Linked DNA regions of Homo sapiens: region 1 is linked to region 2. The links are chromatin loops, found by intact Hi-C in ENCODE. Cell type or tissue: endothelial cell of umbilical vein. All regions are shown on one strand.

What was found. A loop is a pair of places that touch in the nucleus more often than their neighbours do. Peaks named below come from ENCODE experiments on the same cell type or tissue, not always from the same donor. Only the 100,000 strongest peaks of a DNase experiment are listed, where the experiment ranks them.
Region 1: a loop joins it to region 2, with 6 times the contacts of the local background. A loop is called at or near these places in 1 of 110 quality-filtered maps.

The regions. Positions count from the first base shown.
Region 1 is chr2:161,911,023-161,916,022 of GRCh38, forward strand. All of the region lies in intron 15 of SLC4A10 (solute carrier family 4 member 10), which reads left to right. LOC105373722 (a long non-coding RNA gene) reads right to left here and starts at 2,167. Exons shown (of 4, transcript XR_001739758.2): 1 at 2,132-2,167; 2 at 903-951. In endothelial cell of umbilical vein, no CTCF peak of the experiment used is centred here; a DNase peak (open chromatin) is centred at 2,969; H3K27ac peaks cover 1,270 bases.
Region 2 is chr2:162,112,180-162,117,179 of GRCh38, forward strand. It overlaps LOC101929532 (a long non-coding RNA gene), which reads left to right and starts at 2,262. Exons shown (of 4, transcript NR_110255.1): 1 at 2,262-2,353. RefSeq lists a silencer at 300-594. In endothelial cell of umbilical vein, no CTCF peak of the experiment used is centred here; DNase peaks (open chromatin) are centred at 1,642 and 2,312; H3K27ac peaks cover 1,340 bases.

The DNA of each region.
Region 1 (5,000 bases), 200 kb before region 2:
ATATTTAAAATATGTAAAAAATAAAATATGTAAATAAACATACATTAAGTATCACTTAATGATAATGGTAAGTTAAGTATACATTAAGTGATACTTAATGTATACTGATTAATGGAACATGTTGCAAAATAATTGACATTACTCGGCCAATCTTGTTCGCTAAGTAAAGAAAATAGTGCTTGTTTACATTATCTTTAACAGCACTCTTAAAGATTTTAGCTAGAAGTTTGGGATAAATTTGACACATTATGAAATTGTTAATATGCAATAAAGGTATATAAATTTGAATTCATAAAACTAATGATGATTGAAAATTTAGACAGGGTGCCAACATTGTGGAGAAATCATCTGAAAAAAAAGGCAAGAGAAACTGGAGTGCAATTTATAGCGGAACTCCCAAGGGTGATAGATGTGGGGAGAAACAAGATGAAACAGAGTAATCATACTGCATAAACCTTTTAGTACTCACTAGTCAAAAAATAGCGAATAAAACAGATTTAGAGAACTATCTGTTTCAACCTTTTTAAATCACATTTTTTGCGACGTATACACTTGACTAGATTTATCCAGAATTGCTTGCAACATAACATGACAATTATATTTTTAGGTGTTTACTTTATTTGTGTACCTTCACTAGATTAATCTTCATAATGGTAAATCATGGCTATTAGGCAGATCTATGTACCTACTGTACCTAGCAAAGTGCTTGGCACATATTGTATGAACATGTTTATTCATATTTTTACATTTCTGAAAATGCTTCTCACAACTGATGGGCACATTTCACATATAGTTTCCCCCCTAAAAAGCTAGATTGTTTGACATCTTAGATTAAAATAAATATAATAGTAGGCACTCAATAAATTATTTATTCAATAAATAAACTTTTAGCAACTCCTCACCTCATTCTTGATTCTTGATCCAAACACTTGCTATCCTTGTTTTCTGTTCCTGCTTTTAAAGTAAATTATTTTAATGATAAAGTCTCGTTTCCAGTAGCAGTAGTATCCAGTATAATAGTTCATTATTTACCTCTTTCATTCTCACTGTCCCTAATGAATTATGAGCCTTTTTGAACAGAATTTGTGTTTATCTTTCTACCTACAGAGAGCTAAGGGATTGGCAGATAGTAGTAAAGCTTTATTAAGTGTCTTTCAACTATGTTACTCTTCGTATCTACTTTCAGATCTTAAATGGAATTATCTTTCACACTTTCTTGTCAAATAGGTATAAAAAGGCAGCTATTTACATAAGAACTCAATATCAGAGGGCGAGTGCTAAGCAGGTAACAGTGGTTTCTTGGTTTCTTCCTTTAAAGAAGTTTAAATAGTTATGTGGCTATGTTTTGGTGAGATGTGATGAGTGTTCTCAAGGAGTTCACAATCTTTGAAGTGCTGACCCCATTTCTGTTTGCTTCCTGAACTGACCTAGATTCAAGGATATATTCTGAAATATTTTAAGTGGAATATAGTAATGTTTTAACTTATATTAAAATACCTCACCACAGACACTGTGGTAATATGTGTATGTTAGGTCAAGTTACAACCATGGGCAGCTAGTATTCTGATCAGGAGTCCTAGCTCTAGGAGTGGTCAGCTAGCATTAAAGTAGAGAGACTACACTCCAGAAAAGGCTACTACAAACCCTGAGACTATTAGCCATGTCTCAGTCAACACTGATGCTTTGCTGAATGTCAGAAATGGATTTTCATGGGCAATATCACTGACTTGTTAATCAGTGTACTGAAATGCATTGGTAAAATTAAATGTACTCAGGATATGTGGATTGACTGTGGCCTCTCTAGTTTTGCCAGAAGAGGATATAAGAATCTAGAAAGTGAATCACATAGTCTCAAGTCCTAGAGATATTCTAAGGCTTAATTCATAACTGATCCTATGTCCAGCTATTTTTGTGCCTGATGTCGCTAAAACGATACCAGAATCCTGCTTATGGAATACTGTCACATCATCCTTGAGTAAATCTTTCATGCAAGATGAAGTCAAAGTATCAAAAACAGGAGAGCTGGAACTTCAGTGAGCTAATGAAACAGATTATAGGAAGTGCTTTGCCCATATTTCCCAATAAATGTTTACTATATATGTATGTCTATGTAACTGAAAAAATAGTATACCTCATCTTTGCCTTTCTGAGACACACTGGAGTATAATTTACCTGTAGTCTGTGACATCATCCAGCTTCTTAATATTTCTTCCAAGTTCTAGAACTTTAAAATGTCTTTAAAGCACTGTTTCTCAACCACTAATACACATACCATCATTGAAAAGCAGTAGTTTAAAGAGTTTAAAGAGTTGTTTTTCATAATAAAAAGTTCTTCCAAAAATTTACTGGCTTTTTATATCCTTAATAACCATTCTAAATGAAAAATATAATAAATAATAAAGCCACTTGACAGAATAGACAGAAATACAATAGCTATAAAAAATTGTGAACCTTTGCTCTTATAACTATGTTGCAATTTCAGTTTCTAAAACATCAGTTAAAATTAGTTCATACTTCACCAAAGTTTTAATTCCAGAGAAAGTAGCACGTTGTCTTTTCAAAGTCCCTCTGAATATTTCTCTTTACATTTACTAAAATCTTCTGGAGCAGATAAGATCTATTTTATAGAACAAGTTATGACTTCTGACCTACCAGTAACCAAATGAATTATAGTGAAGAGTAGAACCCTTTTTTGTCTTCAATGTAATGCTTTTTCGAAGTAGATGGTGTGATCTCTTTCTTCCACTCAACTTCTTCTCACCTGTTGGTCATATTGTTATGGGATCTTTATGAGATTAATGTAATGCTGGCCTTGACACTTTGTATATGATTTGATAATTTTACATAGGATATCTGCCACTTCTATTGGATAATTTTCATTAAATTATTCTTGTTCATGTAAAATGTTGATACATTAGTCATTCATTCATCTCTACTCTGCTGGATGATGTAAGTGTCATTGCTACATACTTTATAGCATTAGTCATGCTAAATGAATGCTTAGAGACATTGCTAATGGAAGTGGAAGAAACATTTCCCTTTAACTATATAAATTAATATGTTAATCACCCTGAACACTATTCTTACTAAGTATGTATAGACCTAGCCAAATTTGGTCAGCTCAGCACATTTTTCTACTTATATGTGCAATCTTGATAATACAAGGTGTTCAGCTTATGCATTTTACATTTATTATTTAACATACTGGAAAATATCAAGTGAAGAAGTATAAATACAACTCTGAAAAAGAAAAGTTTAATTTATGAAAACATTCTGTGCTCATAGCTCTCAGTTTTAGGCAAGACAGTTTTTATATAACCCCCACCCCACCAAAAAAACTATCATTATTAATTCTCTCTCTACAAGACTGTTTAAATATTATGAGAAGGGTCACGAAACATGTTCTGTAAAGAAACACTCATGGCCAGGCTCAAAGAGGTTTGTGTACAGGCCAGTCCTTCTGCTTCAACTCCCCCTACTATAATATATCACTTCTCTCTTCATTACAAATGTAACTGGTATCTTCATGGTCTATAAAACTTGTTCTAAAGATGATCAATAGGAGGCTAATTTTATCTCTTCCCCAAATTTTGCATTTTGATATCTAAATGAATGAAGTACTCATGGAAGATTTTTTTTTTTATTATAAAAGCAGATTTTGGGGAGCTAGCAGGAATATTTCTCCTCACTCTGAAATGATATGACTCAATGTTATAGGCTGAATTGTGCCCCTCCCAAATTTCTCTGTTGAGGCTCTAACCCTCAGTACCTCAGAATGTGACTGTATTTGGAGACAGGACTTTTTAAAAAATGATTAAGATTAAATGAAGTCATATCGATAGTAACAGGAGTCAGAGAAATTCTAGGCAGACAGGGGTGAGTCCCTGGCAAAACCCCACTTTCGAGCCAAAAAGCCTGAAACCCGCAGCCCAAAGTGGTAACTTCCATCCCTGTGTGCCTGTTCTCTTCCGATTGGTTCTTTCTGAATAATATCTTTTTTACCAATCAAATGTTGCCTTTTCCAAAACTACCTAAGGCCCACCCAACACCTTATCCTGTGCCTATAAAGACCCCAGACTCAGCCAGTAGAGAGGAGAAGCAGCTAGACGTCAGGGAGAGGCAACTTGACTTCAGAGATGGTGGCTGGACATTGGAAAGAGGCAACTTGACTTCAGAAGAGAGAGGCAGAGAAGCAGCTTGACTTCAGGGGAGAGCAACCTGCCCTTCCTGTCCCCTTTCCATCTCCCCGTCCGCTAAGAGCTGCTTTCATTGCTCAATAAAATTCTTTGCATTCACCATCCTTCAATTTGTCCATGTGACCTCATTCCTCTTGGGCACTGGAAAAGAATTCACAACATGCCAAGTGAATTACATGACTTGAGTTTTGAATGAAACTTTTCAAAACTTTTGTGCCTGATAACTCAAAATTTTGGTACTCAAACAGGCCATCACACTGGCCCATTGCTCTCACTGATGGTGAGCAGCTTCCCCATACGATGAGGCAAAGGACCTAGCTGATAACACACTGCTGTCTGTGGATGGTGGAGATAAGAGAGCATTGTAACATGCCCTCTGGGTCCTTGGGGTCACAGGCACCCCCACCTGGACACTGCCACAGAGCCTACACAGAGTTTCCTCTTGCAGGCTCTAAAGCAACCAGCCAGTTCCTGCACTTGCTTGTTCTGGTTCCCACACTCATTCACTCATGCACTCCCTCCTGCAAGGGTTGAGCAGGGTGGGCTGAGTAAATGGGGCACCTTGTCACAAGTCCTGTGAAGGGAGAAAGAAAATATCCTGCTTCAATATGGGAGAGAGGGGTCCTAATCTAATCTTTTTGGTGTCAGTATAAGAGGAGAAAATTTGGACACACAAAGAGACACTAGGAATGTACATTTAATTATAGTTGACCTAAGTGCTATCATATAAAGGTATATGATGCCAAGAGAGTGAGAAATATTTCCAAACTTATAGAAGAGACCATGTGAGGACACAGCAAGGGA
Region 2 (5,000 bases):
CAGAAACAGAAAATCAAAACACTGCTTCACTTCTATGTCTTCAGCACCTGGCATGAGGCTGGTGTACTTGGTATATTGTAAACACTTGAAAAACATTTGTTACATAAGTAAATAAACTTACAAGATTACTTGCACACACAAATAATATGTGTATAATTGTGAAATTTCCTTATAATTAAAATGCTAAGAAAATAACTCACTTTCTAGTTTGTTATTTCTTGTTTTTCTCAGTTTCATTTTCCACTGGACTGACTGGGTCAATAAACATTGAGTTGGTATTTGTACAAACACAGTAGAGCCAAATGTCATAACTGGCTGAAATTTTTCCTTTCTTCAGAGAGTCCCACTTCTTTGATGATCTAGGCAATGTGTTACAGGAAGGTCCAGTGCAGAGCGAAGTCTCAGCAATTATTACCATTTCTTGTTGTTCAGACTTCTTGCTGCAGGAGCCTCAGTGTTTGCACAATCACACTGCACAACTTCCAGGGAGATTTCTGCACATCTGACGCATCACCTAAAATAAAGAACATTCTATGCCACTCAATATCAAAGTCTCTTTAGATGTTAGCTCAGGCCCTGAGATGCGCTCTGTCATGTTGGAGAGGGCACCCCTTCCACTCTGAACTTGTACCATCTTGCCCCAACCATTGAGAAATGTGGCAACCATAAGCAAACCTTAGAACTCCCACAAACAATTCCCATCAACACAAATCTCATTCCGAGGGAAAATTTTTGTAGAAATTACAAACACCAACTTGAGACTTCTATAAAAACGACATGAAACACATTGGAAATGGTAGGCCTACGTAGGTTACTGCCAAATTTCTAATTCACAAAGTGGTGTGCTCTTCTCAGGGTTGTTACGGAGGCCTGGCCACTTGCTGTGTACAATGGGAGATTCCTGGAGAGGCTCTTTCTCACTTTAACTTTTTTTCTAACTAATCTAATTCTGATTTCAGCTTTCAACATTTCAGTACTTAGATTATTCACTTTAAACGGGCAACCCATGGGCTCTTTTCTCTGTTCTCCCAGAAACTGTGGGAGCTGAGTGGCTTTCCATAATATGCGCTACTTGGTCTCACCCTGAAGCAGAGAAGACTTTGCCTTGTACAACTTCAAAAGGCCCTTTGATAAGTTATGTTTGGCTTCTTACTTAAATATAGAGCAATCCAGCTTATTATCACTTCCAGTTTGTTTTTAAAATAAATTCTTTCTTTATCACACCCTCAAATCCATCTAAAGAATGTTTAAGTTCTGTTTAAACAATTAAGAAAAGCCACCCAAGGTATTAGCTGCAACAAGGGTGAGACTTGTGGTGTGATGCAATGTCTTACAGTGTCCCCTCTGCTCCAGAGTCTTGTCCCTTAGTCTTAAAATTCAGAATATTCAGTTATCTGGCCACCTATGGGGTCTTACTGCATGCATGAGCCAGATCATGACAGGCTAATTCTGAATGGTCAAACCCAGCAGGCTCCTCGGTGAAACAATGGGCCAACCTGAATCATTTGCAATGAATGAAGAACTAGATCAAACTCCAGAGCAACTGCTGCTAATAGGGATACTCTGTCATCCACAGAATATTTATTGTTATTAAGCCTCATATTAGCGTTCCTTCATGTGTAGTTTGAGAAGTGCTGATTTAGACAAAATGGATTGAAACAACATTGTTAGTCTCCACTTTAAAGATTCAGCTGAGTGTCAGCTGCTCCAGGGAGCCTTGTCTGACCCTAGAGCAGTTTATCTCTATGACACCACTATTGTGCAATGCAGTGCTGTGGTTACATGTCTCTGTTCCCCCACTGCATTGCTTTCTCCTGTTCTCCTTGAATACACTAATCACAAGTTTGGCTTTGAAGAGTTCATGAATGGATGCATGAATGAATGAATGAATGAATGAATGAATGAATGAATGAAAGAAAGAGTGAATGCAGTGTCAGATGTGTAATATTGGAAAAGCACTGGCCACAATGGTAGCTGTAGAACTCCAGAACTTCTCCTGAGTAATAGTTATAGTATTATCCCTTTTGCAAGGTTGTTGAGGAGTAAAACAATGAGATAATCTGTATTATTTTATTTAGCAAATGTATAATTGAGTGTCTACTTGGAGCAAAATACTGTAAAAATATTCCAAAGTGCTTTAAAAATGATACTGTTTCTCTTTATTTTATAATAGAATTTGGTTGGCCAATTTCTCTAACTGTACATACACTACTAGGCAGGGTGGCTTTCCATTGTTCTCTAACATCCTGTTTTTAGATTTTCTTGCTAGGAATTCACATTTCCTCATAACTCACTTTTATTACTACTTTGTAATACTATAGCAGTATGAACGGTCCTGTAGGGAGCCTGAACTGTGAGTATTTTGATAACCTTTCTTTATGGTCATGCTTGGTTTAATTTGGACATGATTCAGGAAAAAGAAAAGAGAAAAAAAAAACAGAAAAAACAACACTGCAGATTTGTTTTTTTTTTTTTTAATAATTCAACATAATCCTTTAAGGATGCAATGCTATTTTATTTTAATTTTTTATTTTATTTTTTATTATGCTTGGTGTGTTTAATTAGAGTGGTTTGGATACAGAAAACAAGTTTGATAGAAATTTGAATTTAAGTTTGTTTGGCAATTGGATACCAAAGAGAAATGTAAGAAATATTTTCAAAATTTGAGAACATTTTGGTTCTTAAAAACTACATATTATGTAAGTTAATGTTTACATGGCTTTGAAATGGTACAGGCACTAATGTATGACTGAAAGGAAAACTTAGAGAAAAAGGCATCTTCACTTAGGAACAGCTGAATTTGGGAACTAACAAGAGCAAAGCAAATAATTCAGTAAGTTGTTGCATGGAATAAATTTACTATGGTAAAAAACACCATTTACTTTGAGAACATTCCGATATTTTTCAAAATAACTCATAACATCATTTTGTATAATGGATGAGTTTCTTTTAGTGGTCATGGTTTCATAATTTGTAAAACCTAAAAAATGTCTAACCTTCTAGTTAGTTTTCATTTTTGTACTTCTTTTAGAAGTACAAAATTCTATGCTATGACATATTAATTTGCTATGGGTTGAGTGTGCTAAATTCCAAGAGATATGGCTTCCAAAGGCACTCAGATAAGCAGGCAGAAAGGACAGAGTCATTGAATCCCAACAGTTATTTAAGTCTAATGGAGCGTATGCGATCACAGCTTGGATTGTGGTTCTGAACCAATGAAAAGGTTGAGTTTCAAAACTATGAAGTTTGAGCCTCAGACTCATTTTCATAGAAACCCTGATGTAAATGATACATAAATTCCCAATTTAATGGGTATGGTTGCTGGAAGGGTAACCCCAAATCTGAAGTTGGGGACAAGTCTCATTGGTGATGACTGTATTTGAAGGGTTGCTTGTGGTATTGAGTGAGTGGTCTCTGTGGTCCTCATGGAGCTGCACAGCCTCATGTGGAGGACCATGAAGGTTCGATACTGGAAAAGGTGTCTAAGGCAGCAGCTGCTTCAGGCAGCAGAAGGCTGCAGAGGGAGAGTTTTGGGGTCTGTTGCTAGGGTGTTGTGGTGGTTGTAGTCCAGAGACTTGGAGCAACACTGGGGAGGACTCAGATGGTATTAGAAGACATGCTTCTGGGAGATGCTGCCATGTCAGAGACAAGGCAGGTGTGACTGGTCTGCATATCCTTCATAAGTCCTGTCTCTAAGTCATGCATTTCTAGTTACTTGGCTGAGTAACAAATGACCCCAAATCTAGAGGTGCAAAACAACCTTTTATTATGTTCATGGATTCTTTGGACAGGGCACAGGGAGGGCAGCTTTTTTGTGTGAGGCCAGGAGCCATATGCAGAAGACTCAAAGGCTGGGGCTGGAATCATCTGAATGCTTGCTCACTCACATGTCTGGGGGTGCTTCTGGCTGTTGCTGAGGGTATTTCTAGGACTATTGCTGTGGACTGAATGTTCGTGTCTCCCACAGATTCATATGTTCAAATCTAATCCACAGTGGGATGGCATTTGGAGGTGGAGCCTCTGGCATATCATTAGGTCTGGAGCAAGGAACACTCATTAATGGGGTTAGTACCCTTATAAGAAGAGGTCAGAGAGCTAGCTCATCCTCTTTCCACCATCTGAGGACACAGCCAAATGTGGCTGTCTGTAAACCAGTAAGAGATCCCTCACTAAAACCTGACCCTGCTAGCACCATGATCTTGGAATTTCAGCCTCCAGAACTGTAGGAATAAATGTTTGTTGTTTGAGACACCCAGTTATGGTATTTTGTTAGAACTGTCCAAGTTAACTAAGCAGCTGTCAAGTGGAATAGCTACACATAACTCTTCCATTTGGGCTGGGCTTCCTGTCAACATGGTGGCTGATTTTCAAAGATAAGCATCTTAAACAGGGCTTGCTTTATGGATTTGTGTCCTGTGTAGTTACACAAGACTCACACACAGAAGAGGGCTCTGTGCTTGCCACTGTTTTGAAAGAAGAGGCTGCTCATTTTCATTTTCTCCTGGGTTCCACAAATTTTATCACTGGTCCAGATTATGACAGAGAGAGAGAGAGAGAGAGAGGAGAAAGATAGAGGGGGGTGGGGAGAGGAACTAGTCAGAAGCTATATTGCCTTCTTTTAATTCATCTAGGAAGTCAGGCAGCATCACGTCTACTACATTGTATTTGTTAAAAGCAAGTCATTGAGGTGCCCCATATTCAAAGGGGAGATAATAGATTCCACTGCTTGATGGAAGGATGTCAAGGTTCTGGGAGAGTATGTGGGAACATAAATATTGCTATGGCCATTTTTGGAAAATACAATCTGCCACACATGCTCTGCATATATTTCTGCAGGTGCCACCTACTGGGTTAGTTTTTATTTTGTTTCTTGTGTAATAGAGTGTTAAAATTAAAGTTAGAGACTGAGACACCAAGATAGAATTGATGTGATATTCCAAAGCCAGATCACAGTATGTGAAATTTACATTCCATGACTTGAATCCCCTCAACCACTTTCA